Regions from separate parts of the Mus musculus genome. Here region 1 is linked to region 2. Evidence: chromatin loops called from intact Hi-C (ENCODE). Cell type or tissue: gastrocnemius. All regions are shown on one strand. Links, peaks and the distances in the headings refer to the core of each region. The heading gives the core; the rest is flanking DNA.

Region 1 (5,375 bases), core at 107-5,106, 240 kb after region 2:
TCCTGAGCCACTTCCTGGCCCATGGCCTGCTTCTCATTCAGATTCCTCGGGGCGATTTTCCTGCAGTCTCTGTTTTCCAGGCTACCTGTCTTCTCCTCTTGACCCAGTCTTTCCTTCAGCTTTTGATTTTGTTGTGACAGTGTGGTGGCTAATCTTGATTGTCAACTTGACACACCTGGGAGAACTCTCAACCGAGGAAGTGACTGCATTGGGCTTGCCTGTGGGCATGTCTGTGGGGATATTTTCTTGATTGCTAACTGACGGAGGATGGCCCAGCCCTCGGAGGATGGTGCCATCCGGGGGCGGATAGGCCCGGGTTGTATTATAAAAACAGCTGAGCAAGCCAGGGAGAGCAAGTCAGTTACCAGGGCTCCTTCCGACCTCTGCTTCACCTCTGCTTCGTTTCTGTCTCATTTTCCTGCCTGACCTCCCTCAGAGATGGAGATGTAAGATGAATAAACCCTTTCCTCCCCAGGAGGCTTCCAGTCAGAATGGCTTATCACAGAAAAAACAAAACAAAACAAAACAAAAAAACCCCAAAACCAAAGACTGAGCAGGGTGCCCTGCAACCCATACTGGGGTCTGAATGCTGACCTCAGGTCTCCAGGCTTGCGTGGAGCATCATGCTGGCCCTGACATGGAGATTACAGGTATGGACGGCATCTACTGCCAATCTCACTTTTAAACTGGCAGAGTGTTTTCATGTACAAAGTCATACGTAGACTCGGTGCCCTGATTTTCCCCTCAGATTATAGAGTGGTAAGAGACTTCTTGGTTCCCAGGTTCTGTCCTGGAGCCAGGCCAGCATACCTTTAATCAATCCCAGCACTCAAGAGAGACAGGCAGATCTCGGAGTTTGAGGCCAGCCTGGTCTACAGAGAAGAGACCCAGGACAGCCAGGGCTACACAGAGAAACCCTGTCTAGACAAATCAAACCAAAAAATAAGAACAAAAAAATGAAGGGTTCTGTCCTGGGGAGTTCCATTATGAGCCCCGTCTAATGGGGTGGTACTGAGGGTGAGGCCGGACCATCTCCTGACGGACTCCTGCTACAGGAGCCCAACTGCTCTCTGCCGACAGACACAATCATCCTGTGTGGAGCTATCTTAAAGGCCAGAGTGGGGAGGCACCCAGGTTGGCAGCTTAACCAGAAAGCCAGTCATTATGACACTGAGGTCATTCTTTTAGTCAGCAAGGCCAGAACTAGGTCTCCCTCCACCCTCCCTCCGCTCCCTCCCCCAGGGGGGCAGTCTGTAATCAGGCTCACTTCAAGAAGGGTAGAAAGCATGAGGGGCTGTGGGCGGCAACAGGAGCGCTGAGGCTCAGATGGCAGAGGGTGTCACCAACCCTCTAGTGCTGTGGGAGTTGCGGAGAGAGGCCAGGCAAAGCTCTCGGGCAGGCGCTTGGTGGTCTACTCTCCTGGGGAGCAGAGAACTTCATTCCTACCCCAAAAGGATGGCTCCCTTAAAACAGACAAGCATCATGGTACATACCTGTGATCCCAGCACCTGCAAGGTAGAGGCAGGAGGATGGAGAGTTTAAAGCTGACTACAAGAGAACCTGTCTCAAATATCAAAACACAAGGCAGGGTGAAGGGGCACAAGCCTTGAACCCCAGCTCGTGGGCGGCTTGGCAGGCAGAATCTCTGAGTTTGAGTCCAGCCTTACAGTCACTACATAGCAAGAGGCATGTCAGCCAGGCTTACAGAGGGAGATACAGACCCTGTCAGGAAAAAAAAAAAAAAAAGGAAGGAAGGCCGGGTTGTATGCCTTAAGTCCCAGCACTCTGAGTTCGAGGCCAGCCTGGTCTATGGAGTGAGTTCCAGGACAACCAGGGCTACACAGAAAAACCCTGTCTCAAAATAAATAGATAGATAACTAAAATAAAACAGGGAGGGGAAAAAACAAAAACAAAAACAAAAACAACCAAGAGAACAGGTTGGTGAGATGGCTGCTGTTATGACAAGGACCCACCTAAAGGTAGACAGACAGAATCAACTCCAAAGTTGTCCTCTGACCTCCACTCTTGTGCCATGATAGACCCCTCCAATCACACACACATCTTTTTTTTTTAAATTAAAAAAAAAAATTAGGGGCTGAAAAGGTGACTTAAGAGTTAAGAACAAGTGTTGCTCTTCCAAAGGACGTGAGTTCAATCCCATACGTCTATGTCAGACAACTCACTTCCTGTGACTCCTGCTCTAGGAGACCTATGGCTTTTGGCACACACACACACTCTCCCTCTCCTTCTCCCTCTCAAAAACAGAAGCAAAACAAAACAGCACCCACCCACATCACTTCCTGTTTCTTGCCCGACCTCACTCACGGCCCCTTTGGCTTTTTTTTTTTTTTTTTAATAGGACCTCATGTAGCCCATGCTGGCCTTGAACTCACCACTTATCCAAAGCTGACCTTGAACTCCTGACCCCTCTGCCTCTGCCTCCCGAGTCTGGGTTCACAGCTTTCCATGTTGGCCTTCTAGTGCACAGATGAGCCCTGCTATGGGTGCAAACATTCCCCTCACAGAGGGTACCCCCAGTTTTTCTCCTGCCACACCCTTGCCTCCCTAATGCACTAAATCCAAAGAGCTGGGGACTTTCTTGTCATTTATCCTCATTTTTAACGCCTCAAAGAATGTTTTCTAACTCTGTTGTGATTTTAAGACTGATTTTTTGAACCACGGCACCCATATTTGCCCTCCTTTTACTTTGAAAAATTCCTGGGCTAAGTTTATGGGAACTGAGCCCAGATCACAGCTGACCACTGAGGAGCAAGAGAGCTGGGGCCCCTGCAGACCAGTAAGGTTCAGGGAGAGGATGGAGGTGTGGACCGTGTGGTGGAAGGAGGAGGCCACTGCCCTGTTCATTCTATGCCTTTTACTTTGACCTGTGAAGTGATTTTTCCAGAGACTCTGGGATCCCAGCATTGTGCTCACCTCGCAGTAGGCATTAGGCCTTCTGGCCTCTGATCTGGGGTGCTCACCTGCCTCAACTGGCTTTCTGAGGGGAAAAGAGGCAGGAAGTGGTGCAGCTGACCAGACTGAGCACAGGGAAGGCGCTCCTGACTCCCTGTGGCCTGCTAGTCCAGATCCAGGCTCAAGTGGCCGCAGGATAGATGACTCAGGTAAGCCGTGCAGGCCAAACAGGCAGTGTCCACAGCCCAGCAGGCCGGGCCTATAATTAGCTTGCCTGTTGTCTTCTTAGCACCATCTCCTAAGGGTGGCCCTGCTGGGCCCTGAGCCAAGGCTGGAGGAGGCTGGCAAGAATGTGGTTATCTCACTTGGTGTTTGGTTGCCCAAGATGCTGCTTCCCGATGCTTCTAAAACTGGGCATCGAGCTGAAGTACCAGCACCTCTGCTGATGGGGGAGAGCCACTGGGCGAGAAGAATCCTTCCCATAGCAAGGATGAGCTAGCGAGACATTCTGGGATGTTTTTGCCTGAGCCCAGTGCCCATTTCTTTTCCTCAGACCCAAAAGTCCCTACAGCCTGGAGACACGGGTGGCCAGGTGTGCAGCTAAGGATTGCTTAGCAACCACGTAACAAACATCAGGTCCCTTAGCTCTTAAGCAGCCCTTTGACATAGACACTGACTACTCCTGCCCCTTTTACATATCAAGAAGCAGAGGCCCCAGGAGCTGGCTCAGAAGACAGACTGATAACAAGGGCATCCAGTATTTGAGTCCAGATGGCCAGATCCCGACTGACTCTGAGCTGGCTTGGCCACAACCTGTGTGCCGTCTTGGCTGTCACTCCCCACTCTGACCTTGGCTGAATGCAGGGAGTCAGGCCATAGTCTTTGCAACTTTGTGTCTGGTTCTACCGCTGGACAGGTATGGAAAGGGCACTGGGTGGAAGGCCCTCCCTTCCCTGGCCCTGGACAGCCATGTTTACTTCTGGTTGGGAAGTGTGGCTTCATAGGCACCTGACTGACCTGACGGGGTGGTAATGAACTCATGACCTGTACCACTGACTCACGGGCCAAAGCTGCTTCCCCACTCCATTCCTCAGTTTCCCCGGTGGATCAAGGGGCAGTAATGACCTCTTTGTGTTCCGTGCCGCCATGAATCGGGGTCAGTGAGCATCAGTCACACACCCTGGAATGCTCACAAGGAAAGGGTCATCTGCCGGGCCCGAGCTGCACGGTTGCCCGTGATGACATTGCTCTGGCCCTTGGCCCTGTGGCCACGTCCTCCAGGTTTTGTTACTGGCTTAACTCTGTGGGCTGGGTTTGGAGTGACTCAGCCTGAGTGTTGGTGACACCTTGGGAGGACTGGCGTCAGTGCAGCCATGTGGAGCAAGGTGGCTGCCAGTGGCTCGTCTCCTCTTGTGGCTTTCTCTTCTGGCTTCCCAGTCAGTCTGGTCTTTAGGCATTTCTGCACGCCTCTAATGGTGGATACAATGTCTCTAATGCTGGATACAAGGGATTAGCCCTGAACTTTAAGGAGAGCATCCTCAGGAGTGCCTTTAATCCCAGCACTCGAGAGGCAGAGGCAGGAGGATTTCTGAGTTTGAGGCCAGCCTGATCTACAGAGTGAGTTCCAGGACAGCCAGGGCTATACAGAGAAACCCTGTCTCAAAAAAAAAAAAAAAAAAAAAAAAAAAAAAAAAAAGGAGAGCATCCTCCACTTCTCTGGATCTTCACTAAATACATTCTCTTTCCTCTTCTCTGGGCACCCACCTCCATGCTGTCCATTTTCCTATCACTGGACTGGTCTGTGCTACAAAGCAGGCAGCCCCAACTTCCAGTCTACACTGACTTAGACAAGACAAAGCCAGATGCTGTGGCGAGGCTGGCGAGGTGGTGTCTGCCTTCCATAAGAGCGCTAGGGAGGCACATGGAGGTGGGTCTCTGTGTCTGAGGCCAATCTAGTCTAAATAGAGCAGAGGTTCTCAACTTGTGGGTTGCAACCCAACGTGGGAGGGGTTGTCAAGTGACCCTTTCACAGGGGTCACATAAGGCCACCGGAAAACTGGTATTTACATTACCATTCCTAAGTGTAGCAAAATTAATTAGTCATGTAAAAAGAAAAAAAAAATCACGAGAAACTGTATTAAAAGGGCCACAGCATTAAGAAGGTTAAGAACCACTGACAAAATTTCCAGACCAGACAAGGCTACAAAGTGAGACATTTTCTAAGACAAAACAAAACAAAACAAATCAAAACACCCGAAAAATGATGCAGAAATGAGGGTGAACCATTTGGAAAGGAGAGTTGTCGCCCAGGGCCTGTCCCCCAGTGATTGGTGGCGGTGGGTCCGTGGTTGTTTGAAAGGCAAGCTGGAGTTTAATGTGAAGCACTGGCGGCACCTAATGGCTCTAGTGGGTACTGCTAGTATTACAGCTTGACACTATAGCTAACCTGACCTTGAGTCTGG
Region 2 (5,375 bases), core at 210-5,209:
AGGCTGTTTAGCATTTGAGAAAATCTTATTTTAAAACCATCTATAGTTTGTGTACGTGTGGCTGCCTTGGCTAAGGATGACCTGGAACTGATACTCCTGCTTCTGCCTCCCAAGTGCTGGGATTGCAGACAAGTCACCATGCCCAGTTTACTTTCACGTAATCTTTATTTTTATATGTGGGTGTGTCTGTGCACCACATGCATGCAGTGCCTGTAGATACCAGAAGAGGGCATTGAATTTCCCTGGAACTGCACTTAACAGACTTTAGAACTACCATGGGAGTTGGGAGGGTGGGGAACTACCATGGGGTGAATAGGAGTCAAACTTGGGTTCCCCTGGAAGAGCAACCAGTGTTCCTCACGGTGAGCTCTCTCTCCAGCTCTTGCAGTCTTTACTTTTGTTTGCTATTAACATGGATTTGATGCCCTTTCTCTCTGGTTGTACCCTGGAAGGAGCAGTATTTTCTACTGTGCTTGGAGTAAGTTTACTGGTCAGCCTAGGGCCCTTTAGGCACACACAGAGACCTAAGTCAGAATGAGAGCAGCCAAGCAAGCTTATTCTAGCCCAATTAAGGACAGCCTGAACAGTCCGATCCTGTTGATTGTCTCCCTGTGGATTACAGCAGACCTTCCTTAACAAGCACATTGAGAGGCTTTACTCTCACAACCTCTCCAGGACCACTAATTAGGCCAACTGGCAGTGAACAAGACACAGAGTCAAATTCTGGAAGGGAATTACTTAACTGTTTCTATGCTGGACAACTGGTAACTGATTTTCCCCATGTAGTCAGTCCCTTTCTGGTCAGTCATGATGATCTATGCCTCTAGTCTTAGCATTGAGGAGGCTGAGCAAGGAAACTCTCAAGTTCAAAGCCAGGCTGAGGGGGGTGGGAGGGAGGGGATAGATAAATAAGATGAATCTTCTTTTTTTTTTTTTTTTTTTTAAATTTGGGACAGTCTCTCCTTTTGTAGGTTGTTATTAATGGGACTAAAAAAGGAACTTTTAAGTTTGTAGCATCAGTTTATTTCATTTGTGCATTTGTGCTCTTGTTTTTTAAGTGAAGAAATAGAAAATGTATATAAGCCCTTTTCTGCTCGAGGCTAGAAAAGACAGTCAAGAAACTAGGATAAAGGACCTCATGAGGCAGCTGATAGCATGGGTTTGCAAATAGATATATTTCTATTAGCCCTCTGTTTGATGCCTCAGAGCCAAATATACATGAAGTGTATTATATCATGGCCTGAGGGTGGGAGATGTGTGAGTCGGAAGCATTTAGGAAGAGATGCCATGGCATGGCCCACATAGGAAGTCACTAGGCCTATCTTTGTCATATAAGCATGGATGATTTGCCTGCATGGTCCCCTGCTGTATAACTATTTGAATTATCTTCTGATATAATGAGATTCCTTTTTTTTTTTTTTTTTTTTTTTTTTTTTTGGTTTGGGGGGTGTTTTTGGGTTTTTTTCGAGACAGGGTTTCTCTGTGTAGCTCTGGCTGTCCTGGAACTCTAGACCAGGCTGGCCTCGAACTCAGAAATCCGCCTGCCTCTGCTTCCCAAGTGCTGGGATTAAAGGAGTGCACCACCACGCCCAGCCGAGATTCCATATTTATTATAAAAAGAATTATAAAAACACCTAGGAGATCCATTCTTCCATATTAAAGTGTTGGCATACTCATTCACTGCAGCTTAATCCTTAAGTATCCCCTAGCATTTTTGCTTTACCGTTTAGTTACAGCCATCGCCAAGTCCTTGATTCCAACTCCTTGCTCAAAATGTTCCTCTCCCTCTGGTTTTACAGTGCAAAGGCAGCACAGATGTGTTCTTGATAGGTACATGATCTAAGGTTTAAACTTGATAAACTGCTTTTCTTGCCCCAAATCATCAAACGTGCTGAAGAATATTCACTCCACAGACCTACTGTCTTCCTACATGCGTACACTGGTTCCTGTGCCAGGAAATGTGAGTCAGTATGTCAGCTGACTGTGGTTTAAGCCTGGTTTGGCTTCAGTTAGCTTCCCAAAATCAAGCTGAGTGAAGTCCATAATGTATTTCATATAGATGTTGCTCCATCTGCATCCAAGCCTCTTACTGCTGCTTCCAAGGAACTTGGAATAACTCTTGGGTTAGTTTCACCTTACTAAATGGAAAAGCAATTTCTTTTAACATCTTATACACATCTACCTCTTCATGGATATAATCCACCTTTTAGTGATTGTGGTATTTTTCGCCTGCTTCTCTGGAGGTCCTGCTCCAGTCATCTTGGTTCCAGATAACAGTGGTTCAACCTGCTACTCACATCTAGTCTACTTGAGTACCACCTCCAAAACAGTGTTAGCAGCACCTTGACGTGGACCCTTAACTCATGGAAGTTATAGAAGGAAAATCAGCCCTTAGTGTAGTAGTGTCTCTGGAGGCACAAATCATGTTTGGAGATAGGCATTGTTGTCCTTTTAAGAACAAGCCTACAAAATGTAGCTCCTATAATCATCAGGAGTGCCCTCCTTTAGTTGGCCATGGGGCAGAAGTAACTGTAGGAAGCAGTGAGCTCTCGGCAGTCCCATTTGGAACTTTCTGGACTTTTAGGGGTGCTCCCTGCTTGTTGGTCTTAGGGGTGTGGAGTCCAGGTGCACATCCCATGTGTTGGTCATGAGATCACTATGATGACCATGCTCTTGTCTTTCAGGCTCAGCTTCGGGCATTTATCCCAGAGATGCTCAAGTATTCCACAGGTCGGGGGAAACCAGGCTGGGGGAAAGAAAGCTGCAAGCCTATCTGGTGGCCAGAAGATATCCCATGGGCCAATGTCCGCAGTGATGTCCGCACAGAAGAGCAAAAACAAAGGGTACATTCCTCAGTCCTCATTAGTTTGCCATGCTGGGTCACCCGCCTCAGTTTCTGTTGGTACAAGTTTCATACCATTTCATAACAGTCAGGCCTCTTCCTCCAAAAAAGTCGGTTGTTCTCTGATATACAGTCCTTCTTGTTTATTACTGTACACAGAAAGATTTGGAAAGGCTGTGGATTTATACTTTGTTTCTTCATAGATGTCTTTTGTAAAAGCTTTAAACCAGAGAAACTTGGAAGTAAGAATCATTTGAAAGCTTAGAAATAGCCTTGCTTCTGATTAGCAAGAACTACTGTTGAGCGGTTTGGTGGCACATTCTGTAATGCTAGCACTCAGCAGGCCAGCGCATGGAATCTCTAGTTTGAGGCCAGCCTGGACAACATAATGAGTTCTAGACCAAACCTACCTGAAAACAAAAAACAGACAAACAAAACAAATCACTAGAGAGTTAGTTGAGTGGTTAAGACAGCTTGCTGTTTTTGCAGAAGACCTGAGTTCAATTCCCAGCACTCATGTCGGGTGACTTACAACCACACGTAACTCTAGTTACAGGGATCCAACTCTCTTCTGGCTGCCATGGGCACCGTCACACATGTAGGATACACTCACACAGACACACCCAGATAATATACATACATACAAAGAGACATAATACATACTTCTTGATCAGAGTGTTACCTCTTATGAGAAATTGGAGAGTTTGGCCTCAGTTTGGAATAGGACACAAAAGCAAAATCCGAACTTGGTTAGGAAGGAAGGACAGAAAACCATCAGTTGCTTTGCTCCAGAATAATTCTGTGGGAAGTCCTAAAAAACTAACTCTATACGAGGTTTGATAAATACATGCCTGATTCTCCTGTGGTGGCATAAATCCCCAATTTCTTTGTGGCTTATTATGCTTTCCTGTTGTTTTGATGACAGGTTTCATGGACCCAGGCATTACGGACCATAGTTAAAAATTGCTATAAGCAACATGGGCGGGAGGATCTTTTATATGCTTTTGAAGATCAGCAAACACAAACTCAGGCCACCACCACACACAGTATAGCTCATCTCGTACCATCACAGACCGTAGTACAGACCTTCAGCAACCCTGATGGCACCGTGTCGCTCATCCAGGTATGTAAGCCTGATGTCTCAGGGGAGGTGGCTCGGTGCTATCTCACCTCTAATGGAGAAGTTTCCTGTGTTCATGCTCTCTTCTCTGCACATCCTAACAGCTGCTCTCGCTCTCGCTCTTCCTGCCTAGCAGTCGCTTCCAAACAGTTTCATTTATTTTTTATTTCATTTTCTTGTGCTGCTTGGAATGGGAAAGTCCTCACCCACATGGCCACATCTTATCTCCAGCCTTTGAACCATATTTTACATTGCATGTGCTTTATTTAATTCAGAGCTATAAGTAGCTTCTGGAACATTTCCAAACAAAGCACCTGAAAATTGTTTCTTGGGTTAGGGTCCAATTAAATAGTAGAATGCTCGCCTATCATGTAGAAGACCATCACCTTCAATCCCCATCATCTGGAGAGAGAAACAGAGAGGAGGATTTTGGAGGAAGGAGGAAGGGAGAAAGACAGATAGGTGTGTACCTGCCAGAGAAATACCTTTTCTAAGGTGGAACACTGTTTATTGACAGATGAGGAATCTCTAAAGTTCAGGTTGGGGTTAGAGTGTAGAGTGTTGGTTGACTGGCACCAAACTCCAGAGTGGAATGCAGTTATTCTTCTAATATTGGTTCACGCTAGTCTCTGAGAGCTGATTTAGTCATTCTCTTCCTGTCAGGAGGCATATTATGCAGAATTTGGGGCTCAGCGAGTCTTAGCTTATGTGTGAGGGCTAGGTAGAAGGTCTGTCTACTGGCATTTAACTTCCTGTGTTTCCTAGGTTGGTACAGGGGCAACAGTAGCCACATTGGCTGATGCTTCAGAACTGCCAACCACAGTCACTGTTGCCCAAGTGAATTACTCTGCTGTGGCTGATGGAGAGGTAAGAAAAGGGTTTCTGTATTTCCCTACTGGAGTAGTGCATGAATGAGTAGGAAGAAGTCAGGCCCAGAAGACGAAGGAGCAGCCTTGCAATATGTGAAACTTTTAGTATTTATCCAACCATGACAATTTGGAGAAGTATCTAATATTGTGTTAATTGTAATAATTAAAATTCATGGATCACTACTGCCCAAACCAACCTGTTAGAAACTTAGAATTTCACATTTGTAATATAGTATTTAATATAAAACATAATAAAGGGATTTTCTCTTTCATATTTTTACAAGAAAGGCCATTTGAGGGCTCCAATGCTTAGTATAGGCAATCTCCATAGTTGCAAAAAGGTTAAACTATGTATGTTAATTTTATAAGTATGTAATTTATTTAAGATGCAGTTGGCTTAAGATTAGATTCTGTACCCAAACTTAGTGGTGCCACATGCCTTTAATCCCAGCATGTGGAGGCAGAGGCAGGCAGATCTCAGTGAGGTTAAGGCCAGCCTGGTCTACACAGAGAAATCCTGTCTCAAAAAAAAAAAAAAAAAGAT

The links. Peaks named below come from ENCODE experiments on the same cell type or tissue, not always from the same donor. Only the 100,000 strongest peaks of a DNase experiment are listed, where the experiment ranks them.
Region 1: it touches region 2 in a loop (2.5-fold over the local background); 4 of 42 quality-filtered maps call a loop at or near these places.

The regions. Positions count from the first base shown.
Region 1 is chr6:30,352,672-30,358,046 of GRCm38, forward strand. No RefSeq gene overlaps it. Among named protein-coding and RNA genes, the nearest start is that of Zc3hc1, 36 kb to the right of the region's middle. In gastrocnemius, for the core only: a CTCF peak has its summit at 3,119; DNase peaks (open chromatin) are centred at 3,229, 3,734, 4,156 and 4,847; H3K4me3 peaks cover 34 bases; H3K27ac peaks cover 3,295 bases.
Region 2 is chr6:30,112,329-30,117,703 of GRCm38, forward strand. Nrf1 (nuclear respiratory factor 1) reads left to right here. Exons shown (of 12, transcript NM_001164226.1): 7 at 2,685-2,843; 8 at 3,768-3,965; 9 at 4,728-4,829. Among named protein-coding and RNA genes, the nearest start is that of Mir182, 51 kb to the right of the region's middle. In gastrocnemius, for the core only: no CTCF peak of the experiment used is centred there; no DNase peak of the experiment used is centred there.